2 separate regions of the Homo sapiens genome follow, and region 1 is linked to region 2. The links are chromatin loops, found by intact Hi-C in ENCODE. Cell type or tissue: endothelial cell of umbilical vein. All regions are shown on one strand. Links, peaks and the distances in the headings refer to the core of each region. The heading gives the core; the rest is flanking DNA. Region 1 overlaps NALF1 (NALCN channel auxiliary factor 1). Region 2 overlaps NALF1 (NALCN channel auxiliary factor 1).

The links. Peaks named below come from ENCODE experiments on the same cell type or tissue, not always from the same donor. Only the 100,000 strongest peaks of a DNase experiment are listed, where the experiment ranks them.
Region 1: a loop joins it to region 2, with 6 times the contacts of the local background. A loop is called at or near these places in 2 of 110 quality-filtered maps.

What each region holds. Positions count from the first base shown.
Region 1 is chr13:107,280,819-107,289,165 of GRCh38, reverse strand. The region is part of intron 1 of NALF1 (NALCN channel auxiliary factor 1); the gene reads left to right. Among named protein-coding and RNA genes, the nearest start is that of SNORD31B, 36 kb to the left of the region's middle. In endothelial cell of umbilical vein, for the core only: no CTCF peak of the experiment used is centred there; a DNase peak (open chromatin) is centred at 4,795; H3K27ac peaks cover 1,281 bases.
Region 2 is chr13:107,365,353-107,373,699 of GRCh38, reverse strand. All of the region lies in intron 1 of NALF1 (NALCN channel auxiliary factor 1), which reads left to right. Among named protein-coding and RNA genes, the nearest start is that of SNORD31B, 49 kb to the right of the region's middle. In endothelial cell of umbilical vein, for the core only: no CTCF peak of the experiment used is centred there; DNase peaks (open chromatin) are centred at 3,419 and 6,229; H3K27ac peaks cover 2,510 bases.

The DNA.
Region 1 (8,347 bases), core at 105-8,104, 85 kb after region 2:
CTAAGGGCAGAGAATGGAGAAAACTCTCTAAAGCAAAGGAAATAAAAAGTACAATATCCTGTGACAGTGGTGGATTGGATAAAGTTGAAACAAACAGGATTTATGAACAGCTAATGAAACACTGTTAAGGAGAATGGGTGGCTATCTATGTTTCACATAGTTTTTTTCATACTTTGACAGTTTTTTGATGTGTCTGCTTGTCTTATCTGATGGACTTACTATTTTAACTTCAAAATGTAGCAAATAAAGAACATAAAGAACATGTACTAGGAATAAGAGAGAGTGTTAGCTGCATCATTGCTTGCTTCTATCCAACATAAAAAATGTTTTCTGGGCTGGGCGCGGTGGCTCCCACCTGTAATCCCAGCAATTTGGGAGGCCGAGGCGAGTGGATCACCATAGGTCAGGACTTCAAGACCAGCCTGACCAACATGGCGAAACCCCGACTCTACTAAAACTAGAAAAAATTAGCCGGGCGTGGTGGCAGGCACCTGTAATTCCAGCTACTCCGGAGGCTGAGGCAGGACAATCGCTTGAACTGAGGAGGCGGAGGTTGCAGGGAGCAGAGATCGCACCATTGCACTCCAGCCTGGGCAACAAGAGCAAGAGCGAGACACCATCTCAAAAAAAAAAAAAAAAGTTTTCAGGCTGGGCGCGGTGGCTCACGCCTGTAATCCCAGCACTTTGGGAGGTTGAGGCGGGTGAATCACCTGAGGTCAGGAGTGCAAGACCAGCCTGACCAACATGGTGAAACCCCGTCTCTACTAAAAATACAAAAATTAGCTGGCTGTGGTGGCGGGTGCCTGTAATCCCAGCTACTCGGGAGGCTGAGGCAGGAGAATGGCGTGAACCCGGGAGGCGGAGCTTGCAGTGAGCCGAGATCGCGCCACTGCCCTCCAGCCTGGGCGACAGAGCGAGACTCCGTCTCAAAAAAAAAAAAAAAAAAGTCTTCAGATCATATATATTTCTTAATGAGAGACAAAACTAATCTTCTATTAAATATAATTTATTTAGTCAATTGAGATATGACTTCAAATATTTTAAATAGCTATGAATTTTGTTATAGCAGGAAATTTTTAATAACTAAAATAAGGACCTATATGGGAAGAATGAAGTCTTTTGAATTATCTGTATATCACAGTGAAGACACAGAAACATGGCCAGGTGTGGTGGCTCACGCCTGTAATCCCAGCACTTTGGGAGGCCAAGGTGGGTGGATCACCTTGAGGTCAAGAGTTCAAGACCAGACTGGCCAAGATGATGAAACCCCATCTCTACTAAAAATACAAAAAATTAGCCGGGTGTGGTGGCAGGCGCTTGTAATCCCAGTTACTCGGGAGGCTGAGGCAGGAGAATCATTTGAACCTGGGAGGTGGAGGTTGTGGTGAACTGAGATTGTGCCACTGCACTCCAGCCTGGGCGACAAAACAAGACTCTGTCTCAAAAAAAAAAAAAAAAAGAAAGAAAAGAAAAGAAAGGAAAAGAAAAACATACAGGATTTTAAATATACTAGTCATGATCTTGTATAATTTAAACAAATTTCAGATCATCTAGGCGTGGTGATACATTTCTTATTAGGTAATCAGAATTCCGTATAGGTAAATAAACCTGTCTTCAGAAATGCTGTAAAAATTCTGGGAGAAATTTGAGTCACTTACTTTTTATTTGACGTTTTCAAAGTATTAGAGAAGCCCTAAGAAAATAAAACCACCCAGGCTCCTGAGAGGGTAATGAAGAGGCACAGGAGGCCACCAGCTTGTCATGTGCATTTGTGTGTGTCGCTGCTGAATGGGAAATACCTGAACTAGAAAGTATTTGTAAAGCAAATACTCATAAACAGAGGGAACCAGATTGATTACTATGTGGCATTGTATATGCTTGTGATGTTCCACGGATAATTACAAAGTCTGGATATGTTTGTACCTCATCAGTTTTCCCAACTGTTGATGCTGATGGGTGGTTGGGGAGACGGTGTGAAGGTTCTGGTTACCATATGTTTTTAGTCACTAACAGCACTTTCAATTCTGCAGCAAGGAAATTATTGCACACCTTCCTCAGAATACTGTTTATGCGTGCATGTCAATTTTAAGAATAATTTATTTCGGTGAAACTCACCTACCCTAAAATTAACCACTTTATAGTGAGCAGTTATGTTAGTGGCATTGAGAACATTCATACTGCTGTGCAGCCACAAGCTCTGTCTAGTCCAAAACATCTCTTTAAAATTATACCCCTTACACATCAATTTGTTTTTCCCTATTCACTCTCCTCCTAACTTTCAGCAATCATCAATATGCATTCTCTATCCCTATGGATTTATCTTTCCAGATGTTTTATATAAACAGACTAATTTAACATGGGATATTTGTATCTGTCTTCTTTTACTTAGAATAATGTTTTCAAGGTTCAGTCATGTTTGTCAAAGTTTCATCCATGTATCAATATGTCGTTCTGTTTCCAGGCTGAGTAGTATCCCATTGTATGTATATATCACAATTTGTATATATCCATTCATGGGCACTTGGGCTATTTCCAGCTTTGTTGTTTCTTTTCTTTCTTTCTTTTTTTTTTTTTTTTTTGAGACAGGGTCTTACTCTGTCACCCAGCCTCGAGCCATCCTCCCACCTCAGACTCCTGAGTAGCTGGGAACGCAGGTGCGTGCCACCCATACCTAGATAATTTTTGTATTTTTTTTAATAGAGATGGGGTTTCATTATGTTGCCCAGATTGATCTCAAACTCCCTGGCATAAAGGATCTGCTCCCTCAGCCTCCCAAAGTGCCGGAGCTACGGGCACGAGTCACTGTACCAGGTCTATGTCCATCTTTTTCTATTGTGAATAATGCTTGTGTGAACATGTGTGTACCTGTATTTGTTTGAGTATCTGTTTCAATTTTGGAGGGGTATATACGTAAGAGTGGAATTACAGGGTCACGTGGTAATTCTTTGTTTAACTTTGCAGGAATTTTCAAACTTCTTTACAGCCGCCGAACCATTTTATATTCCCACCAACAATGTACAAGATTTTCTCTTTTTCTATGACTTTCAACAGTTTGACTATAAAGTATCTGCGTGGACTTCTGGTGTTTCTCCTACTTGGATTCATATAGCTTCTTGGATGTGTAGATTTATTTATTTCAACAAATTTGGGAAGTTTTTGTCCAGTATTTCTTCAAATATTCTTCATGCCCTTTACTCCCTCTGTTCTCCATTTTGGACTCCCAGAATGCATATATTGGTCCATTTGAATGTATTCCATCCATCCCTTACACTCTGTGCACTTATCTTTACTTTTTTTTCTATTATTCAGGTTGGACACTTTCACATATTATCACCCTTATTTCTAGGAATCTTTGACTCTCTCTCAGCCCCCTGGGCAGCAGCTTTGCTTATTCTTTTTCATGAAGTTTCTCTAGATTTCATTCACTTGAATCCTAATACTTACTATATATACTATGTATAATATATACTGTATACTACATGCATCCTCTGTATACTATATACCATATATATGCTATACACTATAATATGAATACATATATATAAAACAATATACCCATGGTATCTATTACCTATACATACACATATATGGTTTGCACTCATTTCAGTTCCATTTGACTTGATGTCTATATGGTGTACAAGTGTACACAGTGGGTTTTCATTTGTTGGAAGTGCAACATGAGAACGTGAAAAAATGCATTAGCTACTTAAAGCCAGACTGTCTAGTCTAAGAACAGCCATGCTGTCCTGGGCTTAGAGGTGGCAGTACCTATGTCCTTCTCTCTATGCAAGCCCTAGGGCAGTCTTCCAATGGTTGTTGAATATTTCTCATTTCCTCAGAAGTTGTATGGGAATAACCACATGGTTATTCACCCATATATCTAGGGCATATGTGTCATGAAAGTGCAAGCAGCTTCTCTTAGGTATTATACAGGACTAGAGAAGACAGGTGAATCTGTGAATCTCAATAGTGAGATTTGTAGGTTTCTCTTATATTTTACCTACTTGCATTGCATGATAAATAAGCATGCAGAGTAACATAAATCTATTTCAAAGTACACATAGACATATAATATATGCCACAGGTCCTAATCATTGAATCTATGCTTCAATCTTCAAATTTCCTGATTATTTTTTCTCTCTGCTCAAATCTGCTGTTGAACTTTCCTAGTGAATTTTTTAGTTATTACACTTTTCAGCTCCAGAATTTCTATTTGGTTATTGTATTAGTCAAGTCAATCTATCATTTAAAAAAAAAATAGGATGGGTGGCTCAAACAATAGAAATGAACTTCTCGCGGCTCTGGAAGCTAGGAGATCCAAGACGAAGGCTCCAGCATGGCAGGTTTCATTCTGTGGCCCCTTCTGGCACGTAGGCAGCTGCCGTCATGCTCTGTGCCCACATGACGTCTTCTCTGTGTGCACGTTGGAGCAGAGAGGAAGTTAAGCTCTCTACTGCTTCTTTATGACACTAATCCCATCATGGAGGCCCACCTTTATGACCGCATCTAAACCTCATTACTTCCCAAGCCCCATCTCCGAATGCCATCACATTGGAGTTAGGGCTTCAACATACGAATTTGAGGGGGAGGGCGGGACACAGTTCAGTCCATAGCAGTTACATTGTATGGTTTCCATCTCTTACTGATATTTTAGTTTTTTTCACACATTGTTTCCTGGTTCTTTTTAGTTCTTTGTTCCTGGCTTCCTTTAGCTTTTTGAGCACATTTAAGCCAGTTAATTAAAGTCTTTGGCTGGTAAGTTCCTTTCTTCCTCATGGATGGTTTCTGTCAATTTGTTTTGTTTTGTTTTCCTTTGAATGAGTCATGCTTTCCTGCTTACTCATATACTTTGTGATGTTTTTTCATTGAAAACTGGACATTTGAGTATTAAATATACTAACTGGAAATCCTATTCTCCCCCTTCTCCAGGGTCTTTGTAAGCATGTGCCCTTCCCTGGGCATATGTGTAGCTTTCTAAATTCCCCCTGTATATCTAAGTGCTTTCAAACGCCTGATTTTCCAAAGAAATGCTTACCTGCTTTTCTCCCAGACATTAGGCTGTGATCGTATGTCAGCCATAATCCTTTGCCCTATGTAGCTGTAGGTTTTTCATTTGTCTTTTAATGTTTTTGAGCAATGCCCACCACTTTTTCATCTTAAGTGATTTATCTGTCAGGCAAAACAAAGATGAGTGTCTTTCTTCAGTCTTTTAGGGAACTCCTAGACAGTTTAGAACATCAGCACTTTGGGAGGCCGAGGTGGGTGGATCATGAGGTCAGGAGATCAAGACCATCCTGGCTAACACGGTGAAACCCCCGTCTCTACTAAAAATACAAAAATTAGCCGGGCATAGTGGCGGGCGCCTGTAGTCCGAGCTACTCAGGAGGCTGAGACAGGAGAATGACGTGAACCTGGGAGGTGGAGTTTGCAATGAACCGAGTTTGCGCCACTGCACTCCAGCCTGGGCAACAGAGCGAGACTCTGTCTCAACAACAACAAAAATAGTAAATAAATAAATAAATAAATAAATAAATAAATAAATAAATAATGAAGATCCGCTCTGCTTCATCCAGAACCAGACACCAGAGTTCCAAACTGGGAACACGGGATGCCATCTTCAAAACTGCCCCCAAGCCAGGGAGCAGGTGAGGCAAGAGCAACCTGAAGCGCCACTCATATTTTTTTAACCGATTTGTGTTGCCAATTTTTTTTTTTAACTCAGCATTCACCTGGTTGCTGTCAACTTTTGCCCATTTTTGAGAGTTATGATAAAGTTTGCTCTGGCAGTTTCTCCTTGTTTTTGATGTCTCTGAGGAGAGACAGGAGTCTGGAGCTGCCGTACTTCACCATGTTGCTGATGTCACTTGTGTACATGTTTATTGGCACACATGTAAGGTGATCTTGTTTATAAATAAATATTTCACCAGTGATTTACAACCCTCTCCCTATTCCCAAGGAATACAGCCTAATTATATGAGTTAGTTAATACAGCCAGCCAGACAATTCACTTTTAGGCCATGATCATAATCTCAGTGCGGCCAATGTGGTTCTAACAAGTTTCTCCCACCACTGAGGGACTCCTCATCAACTCCTTAGGGCTCCCGTCCGTTCCTCTGTACTGACCGTTTCCGTCTAAAATTGGAAGTATGTTTCCAGTGAATACTGAAGTTTTTCTACAGTGTGTAATCTGACGAGTATAACTTTTAATTATTTCCCTTTAATGGAAGAATTATCTAGCTCTTTTACATTAAAAATTACCCCCAAAACTTAGTGGCATAAACAAGAATAAATATTTGTTATCTCACCCAACTTTCATAAGAGGATTTGGGAAGTAGATTAGCTGGCTTCTACAGGCACAGCATCTCTCCTGAGGTTCAGTCCCCTCAAAACCTGGCAGGAGCTAACGGATTCACTTCCGAGGTCGATCACTCACATGACTGGCAAGTTAGTGCTGGCTGTTGGCAAGAGGCCGCAGGACCTCATCACAGGGGCCTCCCCAAAAGTTGGCCGGAAGGTCCTTACAACATACTTGCTGTAGAGTGAGTGATCCCAAAGAGGACAAGATGACCTGGCCTGAGAAGTCGCACTCTGTCATTACTGCACTACTCCACTGGTTAAAAAGTCTAACCCTACTAGTGTGGAAGGGAACCACATAGAGATATGATGAGGCCAGATTCACTAGTGGCCACCTTGGGGGCTGGCTACCATGCCAATATCCTCTTAGTCAACAGGTTCACCAATTCTCCCTCTCCTATTCATTGCTTCCTCCAGAGTCCATCCTCTTTGTTATGACCCTAATTCAGGTATTACTTAAATAAAATTTGATGTTTCATTTATAGGATTTGCTCTCTGGATAACATTCATAGCAAGCATTCGCTTATCACTGCTATTATTCACGCTATTATTTGTCATATGTGTTAGACCTGACCTCAAAGTCTGGGATGGAGTATTGGTGTACATATGACAACTTGAACTTTGGATGAGGTTGCTCAAACCAGCAGAGTCAGGTATGCATTATACCACATAAGTTTACAACTCAGAAAGCGTATGTCCTTCGCTGCTTCCTCCCCTTGTTGCTCATGCAGGCACACCAGCTCAGTGGTCAACACCATCAATGCAGACTGAAAAGCTTTCTGGGTCAATGATATGGTGTGGCTGGGTCCCCATCCAAAATCTCATCTTGAATTATAATCTCCATATTCCCCACGTTTTAAAGGAGAGACCAGGTGGATGTAATTGAATCATGGGGGTGGTTTCCCCCAGGCTGCCCCGTGATATTGAGTGAATTCTCATAAGATCTGACGGTTTTATAAGTGTTTGGTAGTTCCTCCTCCATTCATTGTCCTTCCTGCCAGCTTGTGAACAAGGTGCTTTGCTTCCCCTTCCCCTTCCACCATGATTGTAAGTTTCCTGAGGCTTCCACAGCCATGCTGAACTGTGAGTCAATTAAACCTCTTTCCTTCATAAATTACCCAGTCTCAGGCAGTTCTTTATAGCAGTGTGAAAATGGACTAATACAGTCAGGTTCGAAGAAGTCAGGACAATGGATGCACCGCCTTCATATACTTAGGCCTGGAGAGATAACTCATCCCTTCTCAAGTGTCTAATTACCGTCACTTTTTGCAGCCCTTTCTGTGCCCCTGTGTTCTATTTCTTTTGGCATTATGAGGCCTATAGCAGGACCATCACACTCTGGAATGTCCTCTATGTCTTTTCTCATTTTGTTTGCTCTCCTTGAAATATTTTCCCCTCATGCTCAAATTATGCCAATTGCTAAAGGATCAGCTCAAGTTCCACATTTTCTATGATAGTTTTTCTGCTCCTTCCTGCTGTGCAAAATACCTCATTATTTCAAGAATCCCCATGGCATTTCATCAGTAATGCTCATATGGGACTTATCATCGTCAACCATGTACCAGAGTTATTTGTGTGTATTTCTTACATTCCCTAATATATTGTGAGTCCCTTAAGAGCATGGTTTTTGTCTAATTCATTTTTATGTTCCCCAAAGCATTTAGCAGTACCTTGCATGTGTCGAGCACTCAATAGATATTTTTGGAATAAATTTAAAAATTCACCAATGAATATTTGTAGGAATACAGTCCCTGAATAGATACAGATCTTTATATTTGCATGTGCTATGGACATATAAAAAGATAGACATGCATCATAGTTTATTTCATAGAAAATATTAAATTAATTAAACAAAGATAAAGCTCCATTATGCCAAACTGTAATACAAAGGGATACAACTTTCTCTTTTTGATCATGTGCCTTCCTTTAGCTCATTAGAAAAATCAGGGATGCAATTTTGAGTTGTGGGACTTTCGGGTTTGACACAAAAGTG
Region 2 (8,347 bases), core at 17-8,016:
TGCCCTCTTGTGGCTATTTCAGAGACCAGGTTGATGCTTAGAAAGGCGTGAGTGCTGAGTATCTTTTGCAATCAGATGGAGTAGCCCTGGAAATGTGTAGAGCCCTTTTTATTCAGTCTGTTTAGGAATACAGCTGGACCCATTGGCTGTGGCCCCTTTTGGGCTCCACCTTGCATCTGCTGTAGGAGGGACAGAGCAAGGCAAAGTGATCCCAGGGACTGGGATCGGAATCCCAGCTCTCACTGAAATGTTAAGTCACTGAGACACTAAAACACTGGAAACTCAGTCAGTTCATTTACTCTGATCCATTCCATGTTAGGTCTTTCACCTTTCTTGGGTCTACTCTCCTTCTCCAGGTCTCAACATCTGGTATTCAAAATCTTCGATCTCCAGAGAATTTTGAGCTGGTTATCAAGAGAACCTGGTGCTAGTCTCACATCTACTTTTCATTTGTGATCTTTAAAATATGACGTTCCTGTTAGGTCTATTCTTCCTTAATGAAGAATGAAAGGAAGAGAGAACAGGGACCCAACATTTAGTGAGGTGCTAGTAAGAACCTTGTTCTCTGTTAGATGCTCTGTATACCTTATATGATGCATAATTGCTCATGTCATGATTATGTAACTCACATAATTACATGAACTAATCCCAAAGGGATCAGAGCCTGTATTATTATCATCCCCAGTTTACAGATAGAGAAAGAAAGGTTCAGAGAGATTAAATGACCTCATTAACAGATGCTAGCAGTAGAAAATTTAGGGTCCGATTCAGTTGTATTTGCTATCCCAGTAATTGGTATTACTAGGAAAAAGAGAGTTAGATTAATAGTTACATGTATTTGGGAAATGCTGAGCTAAATGAGTGTTTAAAGATTTTCTTAAGAGTTTCTTGGGACCTTTGATATCTAAACCTTCATGATGATACATTATTGCAACTTTTCAAGCATGTTTGATAACAGATTGGTAGGTATTCTGTAGAACACATTTTTAAAGCATTGATCTATCACCAAATGTTTTCTATTATCTTATCTAATTGAAGATCTTCATTGATTTACTCCATCTCTAAGAGCTATTGTTTGAAATCAAGTTTGTATGACTATCTTTTATGATACTATACTATTTATTTTGTTGTTGAAATTTCATTAAATATTTATTCTCTGCTATATTTCAAATGCCTAGAGGGCAGAACTTAATTTGCAAATGAGTATAGTGCCTTTCAATGAATAGGCATACTGTGAATAGTTGTGGACTATGAGAGTAAAATGATGTGGTTATACGCAAATTATAATTTATATTTCTCTGTGCCTGCAATATTCATGGCTGGCATGTCATTTGTCCCATAGAAGTTTTAATTGTTGCAATAGAGGCATGGCATATCTTACCCTGAAGGGTATCTAAAATAGAAATCACAGACATCACAGTATTGTCAGAAGGACTTGATCCAAAAGAAATTTTAATGTTTTTTGAATTCCATGTACATTGTTTAAACATGAATATTGGAAGAAATTGTGTGAGTCTGAAAGACGAAAGAAACAGGGACTTTAGTTCATCTCGTAATGATTTTTTTTCCTTCAACACCTTTCCTGTTCTGCGGCTGTGCAGGCTATGAGGAGACCTCTCTGCATCTTGCTGCGCTCCAAGGCAGGAGTTCACAAAACAGTGCCCTATTCAGCTCAAAGAATAAATACACAGAATCACGGCCTCTTCGGGGTGGGAGAGATCTGAGCAGCCTTCTTACTCTCTTATTGTCAATGTATATACGATTCTGGGATGGGGAAGTCTGGAAAAGCTTGATTAAATTTTTATTTCAAAAGATATGTTTAGACATTTCTAAAACTGTAATAAAATGTTAACACATCAGTTATGACTTTTCCCTTGACTGATGCTGCAAGTTTAACTTTTGCCATTTCTACCTGAATAAAGAATAGCTGATTTTGGGAGGTTAATTACTAATCTTTTTGATCTCGACTTCTCAAGGTCTGTACAACCACCAGAAAATAAGTTAGATGCTAAGACCTGTGTAAAATAGCAACCTCAATGATAACTACTAATTGACTAATTTTAAAAAAGACATCTTTGTTGAAAGAGTCTCTTTGTTGTGGTTAGTTGACTTTATCATAACAAAAGGTTTAAGGAGACTCTTAAGAAAAAGTTTAGTCTAATGAAGTACCACCTTTGCTGTTTTATATTTGGGGTTTTCACTGTGATGATATCTTGAAACTATTTATTTATTTATTTATTTTATTTTTATTTTTTAGACAGGGTCTCACTCTCTTACATAGGCTGAAGTGCAGTGTTGCAGTCACAGTCACTGCAGCCTCCACTTCCTGGGCTCAAGCGATCCTTCTACCTCCGTCTCCCGAGTAGCTGGGACTACAGGCATGCACCATCATGCCTGGCTAATTTTTCAATTTTTTGTAGAGACAGGGTTTCCCTGTGTTGTCTGTATTGGTCCCAAACTCTTGTGCTCAAGCGATTCTCTCTCCTTGGCTTTCCAAAGTGCTGGGATTATAAGCATGAGCCACTGTGCCTGGCCAATATCTCAAAACTCTTATTTCAGAACTTTCTCCTAGGTTCACGGTTGAAATTCTGGCCCAGATAATAGGACTGAAATGTGTATCTCTGAATTCCAAGTTTACTATTGATATGGTTTGGCGGTGTCCCCACCCAAATCTCATCTTGAATTGTAGTTCCCATAATCCTCATGCATTGTGGGAGGGATGCGGTGGAAGGTAATTAAACCATGGGAGCAGTTACCTCTATGATGTCCTCTTGAGAATGAGCAAGTTCTCAGGAGATCTGATCATTTTATAAGGGGCTTCCCCCACCACTTCACTCTGCACTTCTCATTGCTGCTGCCATGTGAAGAAGGACGTGTTTGCATCCCCTTTCGCCATGATTATAAGTTTCCTTAGGCCTCCCCAGCCATGCTGAACTGTGAGTCAGTGAAACCTTTTTTTATAAAATAAAATATCCAGTCTCAGTTATGTTTTTGTTCGCAGCATGAGAACGGACTAATACAACTGTTTTGCTTTCCAGTATACCCTCTGACTCTTTTTAAAGAAGCAGCTCAGCATGGCGTGGTGGGAGGATGTAAGTCATTTAATGGATGATAAATTAAGAATTTTAAAACTAATAAGTTACTTTTGGATCTATCTGCAGAAGAGTTTAAGCCTCATTAACTGAAGGCTATGTTGATTTCAGTTCACTGTGACCACCCAGGACAGATTTTGGCTCTGGAGTGGTCCAGGGTCTACTGATTTAGGCTTTGTAAGTTTTGAGATTCCTCAGTTTTAGAACACAGGGTGATAGAACTTTGCAAGAGCCTGTTTGTACTCTCCAAGCAAACTCCAGAAACTTGAGTATCTTTCCAAGTGAAGAAAGCAGCCTGTTTTGGGGCGGGAAGGATGTATGCCTCACAGCTAGTGCTGATTCATCCACTGCATGTGCTGTTCACCGGATAGGAAGCCCTCTGATTCCTTCCAGACAAGTGTTTGCAGGAAAGCTAACGTCCCCCAAACTGCAATTTGGAATGCAGAATATGAAAGTAGAGGTATTTTTTTTTCCTCAAACCAAGTTTACAAATTTGCACTTTCTGTGCCTCAGGTTAATAGGCATTTAGCTTTCCCAAAGTAACATGTGCATGATTCGGAAGAATGGCATTCTAACTGCAAGCTTTCCATGACGAGTTTTTCTCCTGCAGGGTGATCTGTGTTAATTTGAATTCATAAGAAATAAAAATTCATTATAGCTCTTATATTTTCTATTTCTCCTTTGGATTAGGAAATGAACGAATTAGACATTTACAACAAAGCCCCAATTACTATCATCTTACATTGGCCTCAAAGCCATCTTTGGAAAGACACTGAAGTTAAGAATGTGAAGAAAACTTACCAACTATCATTATATTATATGATTTCAAGAATAAATTATTTTCATAATATCACTGTCCAAAGGGATTCTTCCATTTCTCTTCTTAAAAACTGTATAACATTTGGATAGTAATAAAGCCCTTTTTGATAGAATCTTAGGAATAATTGCTTAGAAATCCAAGCAGAGACCCATATTTATGCCAAAGTAATAACATCATTTATTCTGTGATCATGTTAGCTCTGTTTAGGTGGTAGGTTTTAAATCTTTAATTTATTATTTCATTAATCTATTAAACTTATTATTAAGTATATACTAGGTTTCAGGAGAACAAAGAATGTACAGATTATTTTGATTTTAGTGACTTTTATATATACACAGATGTATACATAATGAAAAATATATAAATACTGGAAAGATATACACCAGTTAAATGTGTCCTGTTTTTACCACTTGACATAGGCAATTCTATTTTTTCATTTATGTGTATTTAAATCACCTAAATTTCCTTGTAATAAGGAAAGATACTGAGATTTTTTTATAGTGCACATACTAAAAACTATTATACTTCATATATTGAAACATAAATATAGAGATGGATCATGAGCTTCTGTGGGAGGGGAACCACACTCAGATGAGGACATGTGTGATGCCTACTGGAGTTCATCTGATACATACTCTGATAGAGTAGTACATAAGGGGCTATGGAAATTCCGAAGAAAAGTGCTCTACTTTCTTGGGAGAAAGGGACATGGAGGCAATAATTGGGAATTTTTGACACACAATGAGCAGAAGCTTGCAAGTTAGGCAGGCAGGGAACTGCATTTCGTGTAAAGGGAATAGAATGTGCAAATGCACGAAAGTGACAACCTGACCTATTTGATAATGGTGAGTTAATAGGTAGAGTATGATGCACTGAGGGGATGGGCATTGTAGGAGGTGAAGTTAAAATGTACACGGAGATCCATATCATAAAGGGAACAGAGGCGTGAATAGTGGCCCCCAAAAGATATGTCCACAGGCCAATTCCAAGAACCTGTTAGCGTTGCCTATTTGGAAAAGGGGTCTTTGGAGATGTGATGAAGTTAAGGATTTTGACATGAGTAGATTATTCTGGATGGTCAGGGTGGGCCCTAAATGTAATCACAAATGTCCTTATAAGAGACACAGGTGGAAGAGAAGACACAGAGAGGAGGGCCTTGTGAAGACAGGCAGAGATTACAGTGAAGTGGCTGCAAGCCGAGGCATGCCAAGAAGTGCCTGCAACCACCGGACGCCAGAAGAGACGAAGAGTGGAATTGCCCCCAGAGTCTCTGGAGCAAGCGTGGCCCTGCTGATGGTACTTTGAGCTTTTTCCAGAGCTGTAAGAAAATTAGCCAGGTGTGGTGGTGCACATCTGTAATCCCAGCTACGCAGGAGGCTGAGGCAGGAGGTTTTAGTGAGCCGAGATTGGGCCATTGCACTCCAGCCTGGGCAACAGAGTGAGACTCCATCTCAAAAAAAAAAAAAAGTATTTATGTGATTTATCTTTGCAAGTTTGTGCTAATTACAGCAGACAAGAAAACTAATACAAAGGGCATTATATGCCACATAGTGGAGAGCTTTCTATGGACTTCAGTTTAGAGTCATACTGCCATATTGGTGTTATAACTTTTAGTATGGGGCAATAACCCTTTGTTTCCTAGATGCAAAGACTCATGAATTTTTCTAAGAATTATAATGAGGTATAAAGAGCCAAATTATGACTGTTTAGGAATGTACCTAAAAATAAGTACACAGAACCACATATTTTATATACATAGGATTAAAACGCTCAAATTATTCACATGAAAGTATTCCCACCATCCACCTTTTATTATCATAAAGAACCACAATGCTCAGTATGTTTGCACTGAAATCAAAGATAGCATCTTCAGAAAGATGTCCCTTTTACAAGAAGAGTGCTTTACCTAAATGCATGTTTCTTTTTAGTACAGTAAACTAGTCTGCATGAGTTCCCTAGACTCCATCCTGATTTGAGCAATTTTTAGTCTGTCTGAATGTTTGCCTAGTAGATGGTCAACGGATAATGATCTTTACCCTCTTTGCCTCTCAAGGTAGCCATGATGTCAAATGAAATGTTGTATTATTTTGCACAAGGGGCATCAGTACGCTTCTGCCCGTGTAGCCCTTCCAGCAAGTGTCAGGGAAATCTGCGGGGCAGCCTGCTTAGAGGCCCACGAGGCTCCCGGTGAAGCTGCAGGCCTTGTGTGTGTCCTGCTTCCACGTGGAGCAACACTCAGGCCACTTCTGTAATTAATTCCTCTCCAAGTTCTCTCTCAGCTGGGAGAGACGGGAATCAAATGGGAAACGCATGACTGATTCATACATCCAAGCAGGAAATGAGGACAAGACTTTGTCCTCCAGCTCTTCAGCCGGAAACAAGACATCAGGAGAATGACCACATTCAGGTCAGTCTAATTGAGGCCCCAGAACCTGCACATACTCAGTAATTGCCCGCTGGTGGTGCCCAGGCCTAGGTTGTATGAGAGTGATCAGTGGCTCTCTCTAAGAGGTTTGCTTTACAACCCAGTCTTTTATCATGATAATTAATGCTTGAATTGTGTTTTATGAAGGAGATGAAGTGTGTGGTAAGAAGAGTTATCCCTCAGTTTTTATTTTTTTAAATTAATTTTCCAAGTGTAAGCACATACAGCTTACCTGCAGTGTTTCTTTCCTTGCCTTACTTTTCGCTTTTCTGCGTTTGCCCTTTTGTTTTCATCCTTGTGCAAGGGACTAGTTGTCCCCAATATTCCTTCTTCTCTTTTCCCTCTAAAATAACGCCTGGAGTTTAGCTGTATCCAGAGGCATTCAGAGTGAAGGCTTCATTTCCCACATAAGAAAGTTCTGGCCAATGGCGTATGACTAGAAGCCCTTGTAGGATACCCAGTTCGGATCTTAAAAGTATGTACGTGTTTCTGCCATTCCTTCCCCTTTGTGAGCATGAACGTGAACACCTGCCTTGGAAAATAATGTGGAAACTGTATATTGAGGGCAACAGATCAACAATAAGAGAGAAAGTGGAGGTCCCTGACAACATGGGATGTCGGACCAACCCTAAATTGCTTACGACTAAATGAGAACTATTGAAACTTCTGTATTGCTTAGCCACTGTTGTTTTGGATTTTCTGTAAACCACAGTTTAATTTATTTTCCAAAGCAAAAATCAGTCGGCAGAGTTGAAAGTGTGGTCCAAATTAATCATATTGATAAACAGTGTGTCATGGAAGGAATAAAATAAATGGAAAATGATGGCTATCATAAGAAGCTCTTGCCTCCAAAATTGGGCTGAGCCCCTTTTGTTGGTAAATGCATCATGAACTTACTCATCCACATAGGCAGGCCTTTTTTTGATTGCAGTTTTACAGCAGGCTTTGCACTGGAGAATTTCATAGACAGCAGAGGCTAAAAAGGGGAAGCAAAATGTAGAATAAAGCCAAAGTGATTATAATGCCTTCTTCAAGGTTAGATATTTAAAATCATTCTTCATCACAAGGATAGATGAATCTCAATGCATAACCTATTTTTTTTGTATTAAGATTATGGCATAGTACGCAGTTTCTGTATATTTAAATCTAGATTTCACAGAAACCATCAGTCCCAGAGAAACACTTCATGAATAAGGGTGCTATACTCTCTCTCACTGGCATTGAGTCTCTGCATATGCTAAGAATGACTTTATTGTTTCTATCAAAGTAAATCCTGATTTGTCATCACCTGTATGAGTCTTTGTTTGCATTAGGATGATTTCTATGTTAGTGGCGTAACTTATTGTGTTGCTTTTAGCACACAGGGAAATTCTAAACAGAGCCCACGAGAGGCTTTGTCATCTCACTGTTGCTTGCTAATTGAACTTCCGATTTCATCGGATTCTAACCTAAAACAGCAAGGTGCTTGACATGTAGGCAAGCAGTCTGTGGGAACTAGTAATGCTGCATAGTGAACGGGAGTAGGCAAAATATATTTTAGTGCAGTTTGAGGGTATTTGCTAAGTCGATAATGTTGTAGCTCAGAAGATCTATTTAATTAGTGATATTTCTAAAAGAGGATCTCTCTACTTAGATGTAAACAGTCCATTCACTGCCTGACTCACCCCAGGAATGGAATGAGATTACAGGGATACTACTTATTAGTCAAAATGTCTCTGCAAGAGGTCAACCATTCCCCAGTAACCATTCCCTGGAACCGTTGAAATGTAAGTTTTGATAAGGACCATCAAAACAACAAAAGACCACAAATATGATATCCATACATGTGTTGTTCTTTTCTGCTTCTGCACGTTTTTCCATGTTTCTTTGGGTTGGAAAGTTTAGAGAGAAAGCCCTAAAGTGAAGGAAGGACACTGAACTGAGAGATGTGTATTTGTAGCAAGAAGTTTCTCGGCAGGGCTGTCAGAGGAAAAGTACACTGGAGAGAGCTCAGAACTGAACTTCGGAGAG